Regions from separate parts of the Homo sapiens genome. Here region 1 is linked to region 2. Evidence: chromatin contacts called from ENCODE Hi-C or POLR2A ChIA-PET data. All regions are on one chromosome and are shown on one strand. Each heading gives the region's core, a stretch centred on a gene start or an enhancer-like site at or near the end of the contact. The rest is flanking DNA. Distances are from core to core; before and after follow the strand shown. Region 1 has its middle 58 kb from the start of LINC01488. Region 2 has its middle 15 kb from the start of LINC01488.

The links. A loop is a pair of places that touch in the nucleus more often than their neighbours do. ChIA-PET counts read pairs that join two places held with the same protein, here RNA polymerase II (POLR2A). Pooled maps may share reads with other maps.
Region 1: a loop to region 2 is called in a map of aorta, with 4 times the contacts of the local background. The contact joins two enhancer-like sites. A Hi-C loop is called at or near these places in 4 of 168 maps with a recorded cell type or tissue (PC-9, aorta, chondrocyte and 1 more) and 4 of 50 pooled maps. POLR2A ChIA-PET finds 5 or more read pairs at or near these places in 3 of 52 experiments (BJ, H1 and endothelial cell of umbilical vein).

Annotation. Positions count from the first base shown.
Region 1 is chr11:69,538,212-69,541,746 of GRCh38, forward strand. No RefSeq gene overlaps it. Among named protein-coding and RNA genes, the nearest start is that of LINC01488, 58 kb to the left of the region's middle. RefSeq lists enhancers at 461-1,121, 1,140-1,284 and a cis regulatory region at 1,207-1,210. Within about 2 kb of position 2,045, at least 15 of the 41 ENCODE cell types and tissues checked have a DNase peak (open chromatin) inside an H3K27ac peak, as active enhancers do.
Region 2 is chr11:69,495,149-69,499,166 of GRCh38, forward strand. No RefSeq gene overlaps it. Among named protein-coding and RNA genes, the nearest start is that of LINC01488, 15 kb to the left of the region's middle. RefSeq lists enhancers at 1-2,618, 569-1,111, 1,291-2,106, 2,107-2,920. Within about 2 kb of position 1,868, at least 16 of the 41 ENCODE cell types and tissues checked have a DNase peak (open chromatin) inside an H3K27ac peak, as active enhancers do.

The sequences.
Region 1 (3,535 bases), core at 795-3,294, 43 kb after region 2:
GGGAGCATTGAGAGCAAAGGGGCTGCTTTCAGCCGGTGGTTCTCAAAGTCAAGGCTTGATGAAGACACGTGCAGAAAGGAGATGGGCTGGAACTGGGGGGCCTCAACTCTGCAGCTGGGGAACCTGACCCAAGTTGACCAAAGCTGGGGGACGCAGGCAGAGTCTGGCTCTGGCACCTCCAGCTGAGCCACCACAGAGGGTCCTCAGCTGTAAAGCAGGGACCCAGGGACCAGCAGCCACAAGGCAGGGTTGCTGGGAGGGGCCATGAGCTGAGCAGCTCCGAGGCTACACCCCAACTGTGTCTGATTAAGTCCTTTCTGTTACTCTTTAGGACTCGCCCCCAACGCCAACCCTCCTGACCTTGTCCCAAGTCTCCCCTGGCTGGTTTCTCACATTGTCCTGGGTCTTGATCACTGACAGTTGACATAGCTGTCCCCCACCCCCAATCATCCTCCCCCAGGACAAGTGACATGTCATAGTCAATGCTGTCTCTCTCCGGCACCCACTCAGTGGAGCCACTCAGGGCCAGTTAATTCAAGGAAGGAAGGAAGGAAGGAAGGGAGGGAGGGAGGGAGGGACGGAGGGAGGAAGGAAGCAATGCCTCTGTTGGAAAGGTACCCAGGCTGCCTTTTCCTCCTGGAGATCAGGGCCTGCAGCAGGGCTGGAGTGGGCAGGAGGAAGCCCTGGCAGGACATGCCCAGCCCCTCTCATGTGGATGGCAGCCATCCAGCAAGAGAATGTGGGCAGAGGAGGTGGATTGGTCAGGGCTCTGCTTCAAGCCAGACTCCTGCCTGTGGGCCAGGCTAGGGGACTGAGGCCTTGGGTGAGGACCTGAGGCTCTGAGCTATGGTGGACCCAAAACCCAGACCTCTGCTTTCGCCAGTAAGCGGAATAGCATCAGGGATGATGGGCCCTGGCTCACAGGCCACCCGCTGCTGAGAACGTGGCGGGGGACCGAGCCAGGGGCTTCAGGCCAGCTGCAGTGAAAGGACGGGAGGGGCAGCCTCCGACTTGCCTGGTGCCAGCACCTGCAGCCCACAGTGCACCGAGCCTTCCCAACCAGGCCCCACCATCAGATCCAGCAGCAGGCCCCTGGATTCCCTGATTTCATCTTTGAGGCCTCCAAAAAGTCACTTTCTCTTTCCTGTCAGGCACCCACTCAACAAAGCCACTCACAGCCAGTTAGTCAGAAGGAAGGAAGGAAAGAGGGAAGGGAAGGGAAGGGAAGGGAAGGAAGAGGGAAGGGAAGGGAGAGGGAAAGAGATGGGAAGGAAAGGAGACTTCTCAGGCCCCAGAATTCTGGAAGGCTCCAAAAACCTGGTTAGACAGTGGCATGAGGAAGCAGCGTGCCCAAGAGTGAGGCAGCATTTGCCACAGCGGGATATAGAAGGGAGAGGTAAGACGGCGTGTGCCGGTGCCCACAGCCTCTCAGCCGCAGGGGACCGAGGGAGCTGTGGCTTCCCTTCATTGCCTACTTTTAGGTTTTGTAACCACGTGAATGCCTCATCCACTGAAAAAATTAAACTTACAAACTTGCCAGAATTTGCCCCTGAGGGCCCGAAGCCCCCCTGGGCGAGGACGCTGCAGCAGTGCATGTGAGTAAGACCCTGTATCTGCAGGGCCACCCCTCTACCACCCATCTCGGCACCCACACCCCCTCAGCACCCCAGGCTCCTCTGCAGAACTGAGGCCCCTCCCCTCCACGGAGGCACTTCCCTGTCTCAGAAGGGAGGAAGTCTCTGCTTGAGTGCCACCTGACTGGAATCTCACAGGAGGAATTGAAAATCAGCGTCACAGGCCCCACTCCTGGCCTCCACCCCAGCCTGGCTTAAAGCAGAAAATCAACACATAGAAGGAGATGGCTATTTTGAGTGCTGGGAGCCAGTTTCTCTCCCTTTTCTCCCTCGTCTTCCTCCCCCTTTCCAAGGGCCTGGCCCCTCCTGGGAAGGCAGGGAAAGGACAAAGACCCTGGGAGAGGGACGCGCCTGCCACTGCCCAGCCTGGGCGGCAGAATGACACAGGCGCTGGAACTCACCCTGGCATTGGCCTGGCAGGAAGGCCCAGCTGCCCGCTGGCCCGGCTCCTCCTGGGCAGCTCCGTGGGAATTCCCTGGGGGCAGAGCGCATTACAGGAAGCGGCCGCTGGGTGCAGGGCGGGCTTCTCTGGTTCCCATAGACCATCCCCTCCCCATGAACTGGAGCAGGCTTCCCGTGCAAGCCCATTTGGCCTGGAAGTAGGAAAAATACCGCTCCTATGGTTCTGTGTTCTGCTGGAGAAAAGTCTCCGGGGCCGGGCCCCACCCCGATCCCCGCTTCTTACCCACCCCACCTACCCTGGCCGTCCCTCCACTTTCTCCTTACTTCCCCCAACTCAACCACACTCCACAGGGTCATGGCTGCTTTCTCTGAGCTGACAATGCTGGTGCCACTGCACACAGGACCACCTTCTGCACCCCTAAAGGGACAATGGCCGGTTGCTGGGCTTGGTGATGGTTCAGGGTCTTGAAAACCTTTTCTCTGCCCGCCCCTGCCCCCACCAACCCACCACAGACTGAGACAGCAATCCCAGGGCCTCCGTGGGAGAGGAGAAGAGCGTCCCAGGACACCACCCACCAGAGCAGCTCAAGCCCCCAAGCCAATCCCTGCCCTGGTTCCACACCCCAGCCCCCACTGAAACCCCGGAGGCAAAGCGTCGCTCTAGCTCTTATTCTTAGCATCGAACTTGCTCCCACTACGGTGGGAATAAGGTACCTGGCGCCGGTGCATGTAACAATGGGCCGGGGGCTCAGGCGGCAGGTTCATTCTGAGAACCCTCCACCTCCTTAAGACATTTCTTGAGGACTTGGGTTTATGATGAGTGAGTCATGGAGCCACATAATTAGAGATAGGAAAGGCAGCTTTGCCAGGGCCTCGACTTGGACCAGAACGTTCTACTTTTAGATTCATGGAACAATCACATCTCACTGGACCTGAGACAAGTGAGGAAACTGAGCCCCAGAGAGGCAACCGGGACTCTCGGTGGAGTACATGGGGAGCAGGGACAAGATGAATGGGGGTCCCACATCTCCAGAGGTCTGGTGATCTGGCTAATACATGGCATCAGAAGTACCAACAGCTGTAGGAAGGGAGGCTGCATCTCCAGCCCCCCAGGAAGGCATGGGACCAGTCCAGTCTGAAGAAGGAGCTGGGGGCAACCCTGAGGGTCAGCTCAGGCCTCAGAGCAGAGGACAGCTGGGATCATGATTGGTTTTTTTCAATCTCAGCCTCAGAGCAATGCTCCAAGAACAGGAACCTAAAGGAAGCCAGGCTACGAGATCTGGCACTTGCATCTGCTCCTGGAAGCCAGCCTGGCCTCTGGAGGCCTGAGAACCTGGTGCCACTGTGAGGACCTCATGCCACTGTGAGGACCTGGTGCCAGTGTGAGGACCTGGTGCCACTGGGCTCTCGCTCTGGGCTTTTCCTTTCAGTTATCAGTCTGCAGTGGAGACTGGTTTCCACTGCCAGGGTGAGGATGTTTGGACACCATGAGAACCCTC
Region 2 (4,018 bases), core at 618-3,117:
TCCAGCAGGAAAGCATGGACAGGAACCAGAGGGGCTGGAACCTCTGGAGACCTGGTAGGGAAAGGCCACCCAACCCCCCGGTGCTTCTAGGAAGATTTTTCAATGTATGATTCTGACCAGTGGGAAGTTGCCACAAAGCCCTGGGGCTGGAAGAAGCCATGCACCAGGATAGCAGGTCTTAAGTGAGGAGGGCAAGGACAAAGATGAATCAGGACACCCACCCAGAGCCCGGAAGGTGGAAGAAGCTGCCCTCACCTCACCAGCCCCTGCTAGATACTCACACACTCACACACATGGGTGTGCAGGTGCACACACGCATGCACACACACACACACACACACACAGGGGCTGCTGGGAAGTGAGTGGGTCCCTGCTCCCTGTGGAATATGTGAAGCCACTTGGGGCCAGCTGGGCTTTGCCACATCATTCCCGCCTGTGAAAGAGGCCTCTGAGGTTCTGGTGCCACCTGGATAATTCAAAGCCCATCCAGCCTGGGGTTGTCCCCCTACCAGGATCTTCCCCAGGGCTTTGGAGGCCTCACCCTTCCTGGCCTCCAGGGGCTCCATTCATGTCCAGCATAAACACATGGCCGGGAGGGGAGGCTGGCTTTGCTGATCCCAGGGCCCAGACGTTCACAACTGGGAACTTGAAGGGTGTGGGGCCGAGTCCCAGCTCCTACACCTCTGTCCTCACCTCTGCACCAGGCCTGAGATCCCTGGTCCTAAGTACCTCCTGGGGATGATGTGAGCTCCGGGAAGAAAAGAGGAGGCAGGGCTTGATGACAGGAGCTCCTGGGGCAGGTGGGGCAGCTGGGATGACCGTGCTGGTGGCAGACTTTGAGGGGCACGGGATGCCTTGCTCTCCTCCACCCGCAGGGCTTTAACAATATGCAGCAAGCTCAGCTGGGTTTGGGAGGCCATGACAGCCCAAGCCCCCTGCAGCAACAGTGAATGTTTCTCCTGACCAAGATTGGCTGGGAAGAGACAGCAGCGTGCCATCGGGTGAAGAAGGTGGGTTGTGCAGAAAATTTCAGCTACAAGCGACAGAACACCAATTTAAACTGGTTACAGCCAAAAGGAGAGGGTTAATTGATGTAGAAGAGCTTCAGGCATAGCTGGTTCCAGGAGTCTGTCATCGGAACTTGGGGTCTCCATCCCTCCTTCTCTAGCTCTGCTTTCCCGTGTTGGTATCACTCACAGGCAGACTCGTCCTTCTGTCTTTTCCTTCTAGTCCAAGACGGGCATGGCGCCAGAGCCATCCTTGTCCCGGGTGGCCACCTCGCCAGCTGCAGAACCAACTTCCGGCAGCATTATCCGTGCTTTCCTGAGTTGACGAGCACCATGCACTCAGGGGAGCTCTACCTTGCTTTGAGGGTGGTTTGGATGTTCTCTCTTCCCTCTCTTTTCTTTCTGCCCCCAACAGAGAGACAGTTGTGGGGACAACTGAAGGGGCTTGGTACTGGCATCTGGAGGGCAGAGGCCAGAGATGCTGCTAAATACCCTACAGGGCCCAGGACAGTCCCCACAGCAGAGAATTATCCGGCCGCATTGCAGGATAGAGAAATCCTGGGACAAGTGGCTGTGGACGTCCAGGTGTGGTCATTCCTCCAGCCACAGCAGGCTTTCAGAAGTTGTCCTGAGACTGCAATGCAGGGGGGCACTGTACTCAGGAGCAGGGTGGTCCCCACCTGGGCTGAGGACAGATCTTTGGGAGGCAGCAGTGGCCTGAGCCCTGGACCAGGATGCAGGGGTCCCGGCTCTCGTTCTCCCTCATTCCCCCACTGCTCAAATGTGTCACTCCTGCCTTGCCACCCCCATTTACTTGTCTGAGGCAGGAGCTGATCTAGGAGCTGGGGAACCACTCACAGGTCTTGGGCAAAGGTCAGTGCCTGCATAGACTTGGCCAGCACAGTGTGCTTGAGCCCACCATCTCAGCCTCCTCACCACGGGGATTGTGCGGCCAGGGAAGTGCTGGCTTGCTTCCAGGTTGGTTTGGGTGTTTTCTATTTCCTCTCTTCTCGTGGCGCCCACCCGCCCCCCCGCCCCGCCCTGCCCCAGGTTCCCATTGAAATGCCGGCCAAAAGGACAGCTACACAGGCAGTTCCAGACCGCAGCCTTCCAGGGCCCTGCTCTGAGCAGCTGCCTGAGAGTCCCAGGCCGGGCGTACATTGTTCCATTTTTGGAATTCTTCGGGAGTGAGAGCAGCCTCGGCTGTCAACAGTGCTCTGTTCACAGAGGCCGGCCCGGCAAAGGAGAGAGGGCGAGCTATTGTCCAGGGCTGGGCTGCGGGCTGCAGGAATGTGCTGGAATGCCGGCCCGCATGGCACAGTCCCAGAGCGGGGCCTTTGTGTGCAAACACCACCGGGCAGCAGGGCCATCACATAAATAACGATGACCTCACCCCCAGATATCAGGCTCTGTGGTGGGATGGGGTGGGGGCGGGGGCCGGCCCCCAGAAAGGAGACCACAGGGGAGGCGCACCCTTCCCCACACACAGGGCACTGCAGCAGCCTCTGTGCAGGAACGCCAGCCAGAGTGGGGTTGGGGTGGATGTCTGCCCCTGGAAGCAGGCTGCATTTACTGTCTGGGGCCAATTGATACCCCTCAGTGCCTGAGACCTGGGCATCAGGACTCAGAGCCTCAACTCCAAAGGGTCCTGATGAAAATGCTGGTATAGGTATAGGCAGTTCAGGTCCAGGTGCAGAGGTGCAGGTATGGGCATGTGCAAGTTGCAGGTATAGGCGGAGGGGTGCAGGTATAGGCAGAGGGGTGCAGGTATAGGTGGAGGGGTGGAGGTATAGGTGGAGGACTGCAGGTATAGGTGGAGGGGTGTGGGTATAGGTGGAGGGGTGCAAGTGTAGGTGGAGGGGTGCAGGTATAGGCGGAGGGGTGCATGTGTAGGTGGAGGGGTGCAGGTATAGGTGAAGGGGTGCAGGTATAGGTGAAGGGGTGCAGGTATAGGTGGAGGGGTGCAGGTATAGGTGGAGGGGTGCAGGTATAGGTGGAGGGGTGCATGTATAGGTGGAGGGGTGCAGGTATAGGTGAAGGGGTGCAGGTACAGGTGGAGGGGTGCAGGTATAGGCGGAGGGGTGTAGGTATAGGTGGAGGACTGCAGGTATAGGCGGAGGGGTGTGGGTATAGGTGGAGGGGTGCAAGTGTAGGTGGAGAGGTGCAGGTATAGGCGGAGGGGTGCATGTGTAGGTGGAAGGGTGCAGGTATAGGTGAAGGGTTGCAGGTATAGGTGAAGGGGTGCAGGTATAGGCAGAGGGGTGCAGGTATAGGTGGAGGGGTGCAGGTATAGGTGGAGGACTGCAGGTATAGGCGGATGGGTGTGGGTATAGGTGGAGGGGTGCAAGTGTAGGTGGAGAGGTGCAGGTATAGGTGGAGGGGTGCATGTGTAGGTGGAGGGGTGCAGGTGTAGGTGGAGGGGTGCAGGTATAAGTGAAGGGGTGCAGGTACAGGTGGAGGGGTGCAGGTATAGGCGGAGGGGTGTAGGTATAGGTGGAGGACTGCAGGTATAGGTGGAGGGGTGCGGGTGTAGGTGGAGGGGTGCAGGTGAAGGTATGTGCAAGTGTGGGTAGGTGGAGGGATGGAGGTATAGGTATGTACAAATGTGAGTATAGGTGGAGGGGTGCAGGTACAGGTGAAGGGGTGCAGGTACAGGTAGAAGGGTGCAGGTTCAGGTGGAGGGGTGCAGGTATAGGTGGAGGGGTGCAGATATAGGTGGAGAGGTGCAGGTACAGGTGGAGAGGTGCAGGTACAGGTGGAGAGGTGCAGGTATAGGTGGACGGGTGCAGGTACAGGTATATGCGGGTGCAGGTACAGGTATATGCAAGTGCAGGTATAGGCAGGGGGATAGCGAGCCCTAGATACATCCCTGGGTGATGAGGCCCACTCCGCCTCCTCCAGGCTTGTCACCTCTGTGAGCTGCTGTACCTCCTTCCTCAGTAGAAAGGGGACCACAGAGATAAGTCATGCCTTCAGCACCTGCCAGCGGCAGGTGTGATGAGAAGGGTGTT